Regions from separate parts of the Homo sapiens genome. Here region 1 is linked to region 2. A link is a contact called in ENCODE Hi-C or POLR2A ChIA-PET data. All regions are on one chromosome and are shown on one strand. Each heading gives the region's core, a stretch centred on a gene start or an enhancer-like site at or near the end of the contact. The rest is flanking DNA. Distances are from core to core; before and after follow the strand shown. Region 1 holds the start of SLC35E2B (solute carrier family 35 member E2B). Region 2 holds the start of SSU72 (SSU72 homolog, RNA polymerase II CTD phosphatase).

The links. A loop is a pair of places that touch in the nucleus more often than their neighbours do. ChIA-PET counts read pairs that join two places held with the same protein, here RNA polymerase II (POLR2A). Pooled maps may share reads with other maps.
Region 1: a map of naive thymus-derived CD4-positive, alpha-beta T cell shows a loop between it and region 2 (14-fold over the local background). The contact joins the promoter of SLC35E2B here to the promoter of SSU72 in region 2. A Hi-C loop is called at or near these places in 2 of 168 maps with a recorded cell type or tissue (CD14-positive monocyte and naive thymus-derived CD4-positive, alpha-beta T cell) and 4 of 50 pooled maps. POLR2A ChIA-PET finds 5 or more read pairs at or near these places in 2 of 52 experiments (H1 and activated B cell).

What each region holds. Positions count from the first base shown.
Region 1 is chr1:1,691,479-1,696,978 of GRCh38, reverse strand. SLC35E2B (solute carrier family 35 member E2B) reads left to right here and starts at 4,184. Exons shown (of 10, transcript NM_001290264.2): 1 at 4,184-4,530. RefSeq lists silencers at 3,711-3,790, 4,361-4,520 and an enhancer at 4,355-4,649.
Region 2 is chr1:1,572,705-1,579,019 of GRCh38, reverse strand. It overlaps SSU72 (SSU72 homolog, RNA polymerase II CTD phosphatase), which reads left to right and starts at 4,157. Exons shown (of 5, transcript NM_014188.3): 1 at 4,157-4,542. The coding sequence starts at 4,463. It overlaps SSU72-AS1 (SSU72 antisense RNA 1), which reads right to left and starts at 4,073. Exons shown (of 1, transcript NR_197593.1): 1 at 1,949-4,073. RefSeq lists enhancers at 1,424-1,966, 3,884-3,953, 3,964-4,073 and silencers at 2,365-2,534, 4,194-4,353, 4,594-4,673.

The sequences.
Region 1 (5,500 bases), core at 2,935-5,434, 120 kb before region 2:
CTGAGACACACGCAGGCACCACACACTCAGAGACACACACACAGACACATCACACAGAAAAATATGCATGGACGCCACTGAGACACACGCTAACACCACACACTCAGACACAAACACACCACACACACAGACTCACACAGATACACACACAGAAAAATACACATGGACGCCACTGAGACACATACACTCAGAGACAGGCAGTGCGCTCTGGGAAACAGGATGGTTCCTCCAAACCAGTGAAGGGCCCAGGAAAGCATGAGCGGCCCTGACATGTATGGAGGGTCCAAAGGCTGCGGGAACTTGCCCGTGAGTGACCTTGGCCTGGAGAACTCCCCGGCCTCAGTTTCCCCACCTGCTGATGAGGACAAATTGCAGGGGCATGAGCGGCTGCTGCTCCCCTACCTCTGCGCAGGTGGCCGAGTGGCCTGCAGGCTGGGTCTCCAGGTGGGGACCCTTCCCTCTTCCTCCCCACCCACTCTATCCCCTTCCGGCGTCATGTGGATAGAAATTCATTAATATGCACAACAAATGACTACATGCAAGCAGGAAAACATTTGCAATAATACAGCAGGTCGATGTTCTCAACTAGCAAAACAGATGCAATAATACAATTCGTGGATGTTCTCAATACAGACAAAGCTCATATAATCGACACAAAACATTCACAGAAAAATTGTCAAAGGGCAGAAACCGATGACTCAAGGAAGAATATAAATAGCTAAGAAGTAAATGATCAATAATCAAACTAGAACATAATCAAAGAACTTTAAAATTAAAATTATTAATACACTCCTCCCAGGCAAAATAGCAAAGAGAGGGGACATGGTGGCTCACACCTGTAATCCCAACACTTTGGGAGGACGAGGTGGGAGGTCCTTCTGGGGAGAGGAAGAGAGGAAAGCACACAGGCTTCCAGACACTATTCCAAAATCATTAATACGCACACCCCAGGCCCAGCACGGTGACAGCCACCTGCAGACCCAGCTACTCGGGAGGCTGAGGCCAGAGAGCCCTGAGTTTGAGCCCAGCCTGGGCAAAGTAGCGAGATCCCCCATCTCAAAAATAAAATAAAATGCATGGTTCCTCATGAAATGTAAGGCTTTGCTATAAAAACTTTGAGAGGCCAGGCGTGGTGGCTCACACCTGTAATCCCAGCACTTTGGGAGGCCAAGGTGGGTGGATCATGAGGTCAGGAGTTCAAGAGCATCCTGGCTAACAACGGTGAAACCCCGTCTCTACTAAAAATACAAAACAATTAGCTGGGCATGGTGGCGGGTGCCTGTGATCCCAACTCCTCGGGAGGCTGAGGCAGAAGAATCTCTTGAACCTGGGAGGTGGAGCTTGCAGTGAGCCGAGATCGCGCCACTGCACTCCAGCCTGGGCGACAGAGTGAGACTCCGTCTCAAAAAAAAATAAAGGCCGGGCGTGGGGTAGCTCACGCCTGTAATCCCAGCACTTTGGGAGGCTGAAGCGGGCAGATCACAAGGTCAGGAGATGGAGAACATCTTGGCCAACATGGTGAAACCCTGTCTCTACTAAAAATATAAAAATTAGCTGGGCGTGAGGGCACACATCTGTAATCCCAGCTACTCAGGAGGCTGAGGCAGGAGAATCACTTGAACCCGGGAGGCGGAGGTTGCAGTGAGCTGAGATCGTGCCACTGCACTCCAACCTGGGCGATGAGAGCGAAATTCCATCTCAAAAAAAAAAGGAGTACTTTTTATAAATCTGCTTTTGAAATCATTTGGATACCACAGCGGCCCTGCTGACCACAACAGCTGAGACTGTTGGGCAAATCACCAGACATTTCTGGGTTTCCTGGAAAGTAGGAGAATCTACTTTGTAAACTGCTCTCAAATTTATGAACTCCGTGTGGATAGTGAACTCAGGCAGCAGGCAGGTGGCACTCCACTGCGTTAATTTCACTTCATTTTATAATTTTCTTTCTTCCTTTTTTTTTTTTTTTTTTTTTTGACGGAGTCTCACTCTGTCGCCAGGCTGGAGTGCAGTGGCCCAATCTTGGCTCACTGCAAGCTCTGCCTCCTGAGTTCAAGTGATTCTCCTGCCTCAGCCTCCCAAGTAGCTGGGATTACAGGCACGTGCCACCATGCCCGGCTAATTTTTTTTCGTATTTTTTGTAGAGACGGGGTTTCATCGTGTTAGCCAGGATGGTCTCGATCTCCTGACCTCGTGATCCGCCCGCCTCGGCCACCCAAAGTGCTGGGATTACAGGCGCGAGCCAACGCACCCAGCCTTTTTTTTTTTTTTTTTTTTTTTTTTTTTTTTTTTGTGAGACAAGGGTCTCACTCTGTCGCCCAGGCTGGAGTGTGGTGCTGTGATTCTAGCTCACTGCAGCCTCAAGCTCCCAGGCTCAAGCCATCCTCCCACCTCAGCCTCCCGAGTGGTTGGAACCACAGACACCATCGCTGCGCTCTGACCGGCTCCCGGGGGCGCTCCGTGCCCCTCCTCCTGCCCCACTCCTCTGGGGACATCCCCACCAAAGACCCCACGGGAGGAAACAGTCCCAGCCTCTGGCCCAACCCGGCTGCGGGCGCCACGGGGAAGCCTGGGGAAGGAGGCTGCCATCAGCCTCCTGAAGCTTTACGAAGGTTCATGCAACGGAAACAAAAACAAGTGGAAGTTTAACAAAACGTAAAAGTAATATTTATTTATTTATTTATTTATGAGATGAAGTCTCCCACTGTCGCCCAGGTCGGAGAGCAGCGGCGCTATCTCGCCTCACTGCAACCTTCAACTCCAAGGTTCAAGCGATTCTCCTGCCTCAACCTCCCGAGTAGCGGGGACCACAGGCACGCGCCACGAGACCCGGGTAATTTTTTTTTGTATTTTTAGTAGAGATGGGGGGGGGTTCACTATGTTGGCCAGGCTGGTCTCGAACTCCTGACCTCAGGCGATCCGCCCGCCTCAGCCTCTCAAAATGCTGGGATTACAGACGTGAGCCACCTCGCCCGGCCAAAAGTAATCTTTTCTTTTTTCTTTTGACAGGGAGTCTCGCTCTGTCGCCAGGCTGGAGTGCAGTGGCGCCATCTCGGCTCACTGCAACCTCCGCCTCCCGGGTTCAGGTGATCCTCCTTCCTCAGCCTCCGGAGTAGCTGGGATTACAGGCGCCCGCCACCACGCCCGGCCAATTTTTGTATTTTTAGTAGAGACGACGTTTTACCACGTTGGCCATACCAGGCTGGTCTCAAGCTCCTGACCTCGTGATGCGCCGGCCTCGGCCTCCCAAAGTGTTGAGATTACAGGCGTGAGCCACCGGGCCCGGCCCAAAAGTAATCTCTAAAGAGCCCTTTAGCCGTAACTTCATTCCTGAAAATTATTTGGGAAAGTAACGCTAGGAAAACGCTCGACGAAGCTCCGGAGCCGGGGGTCCTCGGGGCCGCAGGCGCGCCCGCGGGTGTCTGCTCCGGATGTCCCGCGGCAGCCCCGACGCCAGCCTGGATACGAAGGCCCCGCCCCGGAGCGCGCCACCAGCCAATCAGCGCCCTGAGGCGAGTCCTCACCCCGCGCGGCGGCCCCGCCCCCCGCAGCTCCGGGCCCAGCTGTCAGAGCAGCTTTCCCTCAGGCTGGGCGGAGCGTGGCCACTTCCGCCAGGAGGCGCCTTTGTGTCTTCTAAGTTAAGCCTATTCAGTGGATTTCTTATTCCTGGAACCCAAACCTGGGCAGTAAACCCTCCGGGGCTTAGAGGCCGCTGCCTCCACAGACTGGCCGATCCCGCCCTGAAGTGCCGCTGGTGGAACAGCCCGGGCGGAACCGCCCGGGCGGAACCAACGGGCTGCCGCGGGGGGTGGGGCCACGGTCCCCCCCCTTCTGCCTTCAGTGGAACGGCCCCGGCGGAACCAACGGGCCACGGGGATGCACTACGCGCACCGTCGTCCTCTCCCTCTGCCTGCAGTGGAACGGCCCGGGCGGAACCAACGTGCGGCCGCCCGGAGCACTCGGCGCGCCGTGTCCCTCCCCGTGTGGCTGCACTGCAACGGCCCGGGCTGGACCACCAGGCGGCAGCGGAGAGGCACTTAAAAGCCCCGTGTTACCCTAGACCTTAAAAAAAAAAAAAAAACTGCGTGTTTCCACCCCCGTCGGCCTGCAGTGGAAGGGCCCGAGCAGAACCAACGGGGGAGGGGACGCTGAGCGCGCCGTGTTTCTCCTCCCGTCTGCCTGGAGTAGAACGGCCCGGGCGGAACCAACGGGCAGCCGCGGGGGCGTTGTGGGCCGCGGCGCGTTTCCCCGGCTCCGTGGCTCTGGGGCACTGAGGAGCGGCGCCCGCGGGGCAGCGAGGAGCCCGATGCAGGGTTCTGCGCGTCATTTCCGGTCCCGCGGGCGCCCCGTGAAGCCCACCTGGATCCGCCAGCGCTGTGCCACTCCCCAGTGCCGAGCTCCGAGCTGTCTCCGCGGCCTCGCGCCCGGCCCCTCCACCGCGCGCCTCTCAGGCCCCGCCCGCCAGCGTCCCTTTGTTGTGAAGGCGCCGGGGCCTAGCGCTATGCCTGCGGCGGAGACTGCATCAGGCTCTCGGTGGGTTCTGCGTGCGGGGTGCTCTGCTCGGTGATCGGTGCTGGGTGCTGCGTGCTCGGTGCTCGGTGCTGGGTGCTGGGTGCCGGTACTGATGCTGAGTGTGCGGGCGTCCGGGGTTTCCCTGCCCGGATTCGCTCCTGGGGGTCCTTTCCTATGGCTGGCGCTGTGCGCGGAAAACGCTGGTGGGGTTTTCCCAGCTGGCTTTAAGCGTTTTCACGTCCGGGAGTCCACGGCGACCCCCACGCCCTGAAGCCTGGGAACGCGGTGTGCGTGGCCGCAAAAAGAACAACAACAACAAAAAAACACAAAACAAAACACGCAAAAAACTAAAGCAAAACTCCCGACAGCCGAGCCCCGTTCGGTGCCTTTTCTTTTTTTTTTTCTTTAATGGAGTGAAATCTACTTTGCTCAGGAAGCCTGCAAATCACATTTTCAGGCCAAACGAGGCAGTATTTTAGAAGGGGTCGCTGAGGCAGGAGTAGGAAGGCTTTCCACTCCACTCACGCATTTTCAGTGTAGGCGAATCGTAAAACGGAGGGCAGAACGAAAATGAGCGGATCTGGGAGTGCAGGCTGCGCTTCGTCCACATCGATAACAGATGTTTCCTGGTGAAGATGTGTAGGGCGCAGCGGGTCACCTGGTCGGGGGAGGGCACAGGGCGTCCCTCCACGGGGTGCCTTTGGCGTTGGGCACTTGTGTGGTCTCCAGCTTCCGGGTTTTGGAAGCGGAGTGTCCCCTGCAGCCTGAGCCTCTTGCAGGTGGTTTCCTTGGGACGAACTCCCAGGGGGAGGTCTGAGTTCTGGGGCATGGTTTGAAGATTTGGGACACATTTTGCCTGAAATTCCCTGCTGGCCGTTTGAACCCACCTGGACTTCCTGACCAGGGGCACGGATTCTTAACCTCTGGTGCAGGGGCCTGGCTAGGAGAGGTCTGCACAGTTGGACGAGGTGCAAAGTGACGCTTTGTCAGT
Region 2 (6,315 bases), core at 2,908-5,407:
CTCTTACTCCCCTCTGATTCTGCTTTTTTCACTGGGCAGGATAATGCTGTCACAGGATCCTTAGGGTGTAACTTTCCCAGCCGGAAACCTCTGTGTCTGGGGCGCCTTTGCCTGAGTTTTGCTCGGGCCCACTGGGCCCATTCCACCCACTCAGCCTGATAGGCTGCACTCAGCTGATGCTACTGGCTCAGATCCCACACCTTCCAGGTGAGGAGCGGCAGGGGTGTGTGTGAACAAGCGCGGGGTCCAGTCACTGTGCACAGCCAGGTGTGCCAGCTGCAGTGGGGCAGGCAGCTCCAGGGACTGGCACAGGTGCCAGCTCTGTGCAAGTCTGTAGCTGGACCAGGTGCACCAGAAGTGGCTTCCACTGCAGGCACTGGGGAACATGGTGGCTCCCAGAATCTTGGAGATACAAGGAGCTGCAGAGTCCCCAAGAGGGTGTCATGGCCCCAGCTCAGGGAGTCCCCGAGAGGGTGTCACGGCCCCGGCTCAGGGAGTCCCCAAAGAGGGTGTCACGGCCCCGGCTCAGGGAGCCCCCAAAAAGGGTGTCAGAGCCCTGGCTCAGGGAGTCTCCAAAGAGGGTGTCATGGCCCTGGCTCAGGGAGTCCCCGAGTCTGGGCTCCCCGAAGGGCCACAGCTCTCTTCTCTCCTTGTTGCCCCCAATGTGGCAAGCAGGAGACGTGTTTCAGCCCTGTTTGTATTACAGCTCTTTCAGTCCTGCTATTCAGCAGGTCCCATGTTCTCATCCTGCGTCCAGGAAGAATGAGGTACGTGGACAACCAGAGGGTGAGCAAGAAAGAGAGGAGCTTCACTGAGCGACAGAACAGCTCTCAGGGGACCCGAAGTGAGTAGCTCCTTCCGCAGGCAGGTCGTCCCGAGTGCCTAGTTCTCAGCGGAGAGGAGACCCGGAGTAAGTAGCTCCTTCCCACAGGCAGGTGATCCCCACAAATTGAGGGGATCCCAAGTGGGTAGATCCTTCCCACAGCTGGTAGTCCTGACATCTCTGTGAGTATAGCTGAGTGGGATTTTTATGGGCTTCAGAAGGGAGAAAGTGTATACTGATTGGCCCATGGGCAGCCATGGACGGGCCCAGAAAAAGCACCATAAATCTCATTCTGGACGGCAGACTCCACCCAGAACTGGCAGCCCAGCCCCCATGTTTCAGGAAGTCCCTAGCTTTAATGGGGGTCTTCACTGGACACCCACCCCTTTCCACCCAGGAGCCTGTGTGCCTCCTACTGCCATCAATCATGTCATCTACAGGACCCAGGCTGTTCAGGTCAAGGGTCGCCTACAGGACTGGGCTGAGCCGCCCTCAGCCCCTCCTTGGCCTTGCTCCCATGCTTGTGAGCACTCAAAGTCCAGAGCGGGCCGAGGCAGCAAGGGGCTGGCATGCTAGCACTGCCCTCAGTGTGTGCACACCTGGCTGGGTTGCAACAGCGCCTGGGCTTGGCTTCAGCTTTGTCGGGAGTCAGGAGAGGCCAGGTAGCAGCTGGAGGCACTTCTGAGCTTTCGGGGGCAGGTGGGGTGGCTTCCCAGCCCTGGGATTGCAGGGATACCTGGGTCCACAGCCGTGGCTGGGCAGATGCAGCTGCTCCCAGGAGGGTGGGGCTCCTGTCCTGCCAACTTGGAAGGGGGCAGGGCTCCCACATGCTCAGTGGAGCACAGAGTCCCAGCTGAGCCTCCCCTGCTGTAGCCAGCATCTTCCCAGCAGCCACTCAAGAGAGGCTGCCACTGCCATCAATGGTATAACTGACATTTCACAATCAATAGCTTCTGCTGGTAACTTCACAAAAACCTGACCTAAGAGATCTTTAGTACCTATTGGTTAAATAAGGTATTAAATAAGTATGTCAATACTATATGCTGTATGTGGGTAAATTCCTCTGGAACACTGAGATCCATTTACACACAGAAAGAAAACAGGCACATGGTTACAAGTCTCGTGTAATTTCTATGGCCATTTTATTTATTCAATTGGCTTCCTTTAATCTCTATTTTTCTATTTTTGTTTTCTAATTTTTTTCTTTTTAATTGCTTTCCTTTAAGCCTAGGTTCATGGGTCAAAACCAATATGCAAACTGGGATAGTCATATTATTATTGATTTTACCTTGTATTTTCCCCTTTTAAACTTATTCATTGCCATATTTTGCAAAAGGACAATTTCTTTTTTTTTATTTTTTTGAGATGGAATCTCACTCTGTTGCCAGGGTGAACTGCATAGGCACAATCTCAGCTCATAGCAACCTCCGCCTCCTGGGTTTAGGTGATTCTCCTGCCTCAGCCTCCTGAGTAGCTGGGACTACAAGTGCGCACCACTACATCCGGCTAACTTTTGTATTTGTAGTGGAGACAGGGTTTCACCATGTCGGCCAGGATGGTCTCGATCTCTTGACCTCGTGTTCCACCCGCCTCGGCCTCCCAAAGTGCTGGGATTACGGACGTGAGCCACCGCGCCCGGCTACAAGTACAATTTCTAACAGAATAATGCTGACACAGCACTTTGAGATGATAGAAAGACTACAGAAGTGACAAAAGTTGAAGTTAATAATGGACTCCAGGTTAGACTTAGCCTGAGAGCCACACCCTTCAAACCTCCTTTGATGCTCAAATATGGTAAAAAAGGGTTTTGACAATGACTCCCAGCAGCCACTCTCTCCAGTGTGGGACCAGACCAGCTATCTGGGACAAGTTCATCCCAGCACGGGGACTATCAAAACCTAATTACAGGATGACTCATTAGTGATGCATTTGGAGAAAGATCTCAATCAAAAGGGGAAAATACCCAAGTTGTCAAATAAAAGTGGACTCACTTATGTTTAAAAAATACCTTGACAAAGACAGCTGGGAAAGGCCATGGAGAATTCTCATGAATCAATAATAAGAAAAACTATCACAAGATTCTGCAAAAACCACAACCTTGCACTAAGGCAATCTTACACAAAAAATACTTCAGCAAGGACAGCTGCCCAGCAACTGCCTGTCCAACCCTGGAACGGGAGTACACTTGTTTTTTTTTTTTTTTAGACGGAGTCTGGCTCTGTCGCCCAGGCTGGAGGGCAGTGGCGCGATCTCGGCTCACTACAAGCTCCGCCTCCCGGGTTCACGCCATTCTCCTGCCTCAGCCTCCCGAGTAGCTGGGACTACAGGCGCCCGCCACCACGCCCGGCTAATTTTTTGTATTTTTAGTAGAGACGGGGTTTCACCGGGTTAGGCAGGACGGTCTGGATCTCCCGACCTCGTGATCCGCCCGCCTCGGCCTCCCAAAGTGCTGGGATTACAGGCGTGAGCCACCGCGCCCGGCCGGGAGTACACTTGTTACTGTTCTTTGTAGCCAAGGTTAATTATTTCCAAACCATTATCTTCCTCTTCATTTTTTCTTTAAAAACCATTACTTTCCTGAATGCGCAAATCGTTTACTATGGCACGCATATTCGCCAACGCCCTATTCCCAAATAAATATCATTTTCAGTTAGCCTGTTATTAGGTTGACAATCATTATCACTCCCTCTCCCGTCCGTGGCGCTCCCACGGCAAAACATCAGCCCACTGTCCACCGCGAGGCTGCATCCAGGCAGACAGGCATAGCTGGGGAATGACACACTCGCGTTGACTGGATTTACTGTAACTGGACCCAAATCTCAGACCAGCCGGCGGCCTCTCCAAGGAAGCCCGAGGCGAGGAAGATCCTAGTCGACGTGCACTCCCAACCAGGTCTGTCACAGGTCGGCCCTCGCATTTAAACGTTAAATGTTGAAGGGCTTTCATAAAAGAGCGATGTGCTCCTGCTTGTATGAGCCGGGGCCGGAGGCCGGTAACAGCGGCACGGGACGGGAGCGAGCCTCAGAATGCGGGAATGTCTGTGGGCCTCCGGGACAGTGGAGGGAGCGGGTCTAGTGAAGCGCGACGACTCTGGGGTGGCAGAAGTGAGGACTATGGGCCCCACGGGGACCGAGGGAACGCACAAAATCGTCCCAAGAGACGAAACGCCGGGCCGCGGAAGGGCCCTCAATGCTATCTCCGGCAAGCGCGGCGTTTCGCATCGCTCCCAAAGGCGGCGGCGACACCTTATGACGTCCTGTTGTTCCGCACGTCGTCGCGTCACACTAGGCGCCGGCGCGGGGTGCTGATGTCAGGACGCCGCCGCTTGGCGCCGTGACGCTCAGCCGGGCCTTGTGGAGTGCGGGTCTCTGCTGCGGACGCCGGGGGCCGGCGCGGCGTTGGCCGCCCCCGGCCTCGCCGAGTGCAGCGCGCCCGAAGGCCAGTGCCTGCGCTCCGTCCGCGGCCCGGCGCCCAGGGTGGGCGGGGAGGCCGCCGCGCAGTCGCCGCACGCTACACCGCCGGCGCCGTCGTTTCGCGTCGCCCGCTTCCGGCCACCGCGGCCGCCATTTTGTTCGCGCGGAAGCGCCGCGGTAGGGTGGGAACCCAAGCGGGAGAGCCGCGGGATTTGCGGCCGCCGCCATGCCGTCGTCCCCGCTGCGGGTGGCGGTGGTGTGCTCGAGCAACCAGAACCGGAGCATGGAGGCGCACAACATCCTCAGGTAGTTGGGCTCCACCCTGTCCCCGCGCGCTCTGCTCCGGCGACCGGCCCTCCCTCCTCCCCGGTTCCCCCTGGCCCGCGCCAGGACCCCTGAGAGGAAGCCGGGCCGGGCCGCGCTCGTGGGTCGGCTGGTTGGGATGGCAGCTGGACGGCAGCGCGCGTAGTCCACACGCGGGTGGGCATCACAGGGAAGGCAGGTTCCGGGACGAGGCGCCCGCTGTCCGGTGGTCCTTCGAGCTCTCCGAGGCCGGGCCCGGGGGGCGAGGGTAGCGTCCGCGGCGAGGGGCTGCGCGGCGGCGGCCGATCATGGTATTTCGTGTGCGTCGTTGGCCACCTTCCCTGGAAACGGCGCGCAACACAATCACGGCATACCACGATGTTGTAAATAACAAAGCGGTCTCTTTTTTTAATGCCATGGATTTGTGTGTTTGCTACTTCTTCTTCTTTTTTTTTTTTTGCGAAAGATCCTCTCTTCCTCCCTGGAACGCCTCCAACCGGTAGTTTCTGGAATACAACGTGGACTTGGTTTGGCTCTGCTAGTTTATATTCCCTGCTAACTGGCCGCCTGTGACTCTTGCGTAGCGTATGTCTAATGAAAGTTTATTCCTGCTTGATAACAAGTTTTTTGTTCAGTCACATAGCAAACTGAGAAACTGACCACTTGACTTACAGTTAAAATTTGGTATGTGTCAACTTTGATAGTAAGAAAGTTGAAATGGCTTTTTTACCTCCAAAGTTACCTACGTGAACTTTAAATGAAAACAGTGTTTCGCTTCTCTTCTCGCAGTCCAGCTATAACTTTCCTGAGCAACTTGGGAAAATTAACAGTCCCCCTTTTTTTTCCGTTTTTAACAGTGTCACGTGGGCCAGGCACGGTGGCTCACGCGTGTAGTCCCCGCACTTTGGGAGGCCGACGCACGCGGATCACCTGAAGTCAGGAGTTGGAGACCAAAAAACACCCCCCAAAAATCAGTGTCAAGTGTTCATGATCTGCTGATTCTTTCTCTTTATTCTTTTCTTTCTTTTTTTTTTTTTTTTTTTTTTTTTTTGAGACAGAGTCTTGCTCTGTCGCCCAAACTGGAGTGCAGTAGCGCGATCTCGGCTCACTGCAACTTGTGCCTCCCGAGATCGAGCTATTCTCCTGCCTCAGCCTCCCGAGTAGCTGGGACTACAGGCACCGGCCACCAGGCACGGCTAATTTTTTTTTTTTTTTGTATTTTTAGTAGAGACGGAGTTTCATCATCTTAGCCAGGATGGTCTTGATCTTATGACCTCGTGATCTGCCCGCTCGGCCTCCCAAAGTGCTGGGATTACAGGCGTGAGCCACTGCGCCCGGCTTTTTTTGTATTTTTAGTAGAGACGGAGCTTCACCATGCTGGCCAGGCTAATCTCAAACTCCTGACCTCAGGTGATCTGCCCGCCTCGGCCTCCCAAAGTGCTGGGATTACAGGCGTCAGCCACCGCATCCGGCCAAAGGTTGTTTTTAAAACTAGAAATGTGCTAGAATTACATTGTGCTGGATCTTCATTTATAAACTGCAGTTACCTGTAAAAATTTGATACATTTAAGCAAAACAATGCAAGGCTCACCCCCCCCCCCCCAAGACAAAATTATTGTTAATTGGAATAACAAATGGGCTGGAGACCTTCTGGTTCTGCTGGTTCTCCTTGGTGATCCTTTGTTCAAGATTTTCTGCTGTACCTGCATAACAAAGATGGAGTAGGCCGGGCGCAGTGGCTCACACCTGTAATCCTAGCACCTTGGGAGGCCGAGA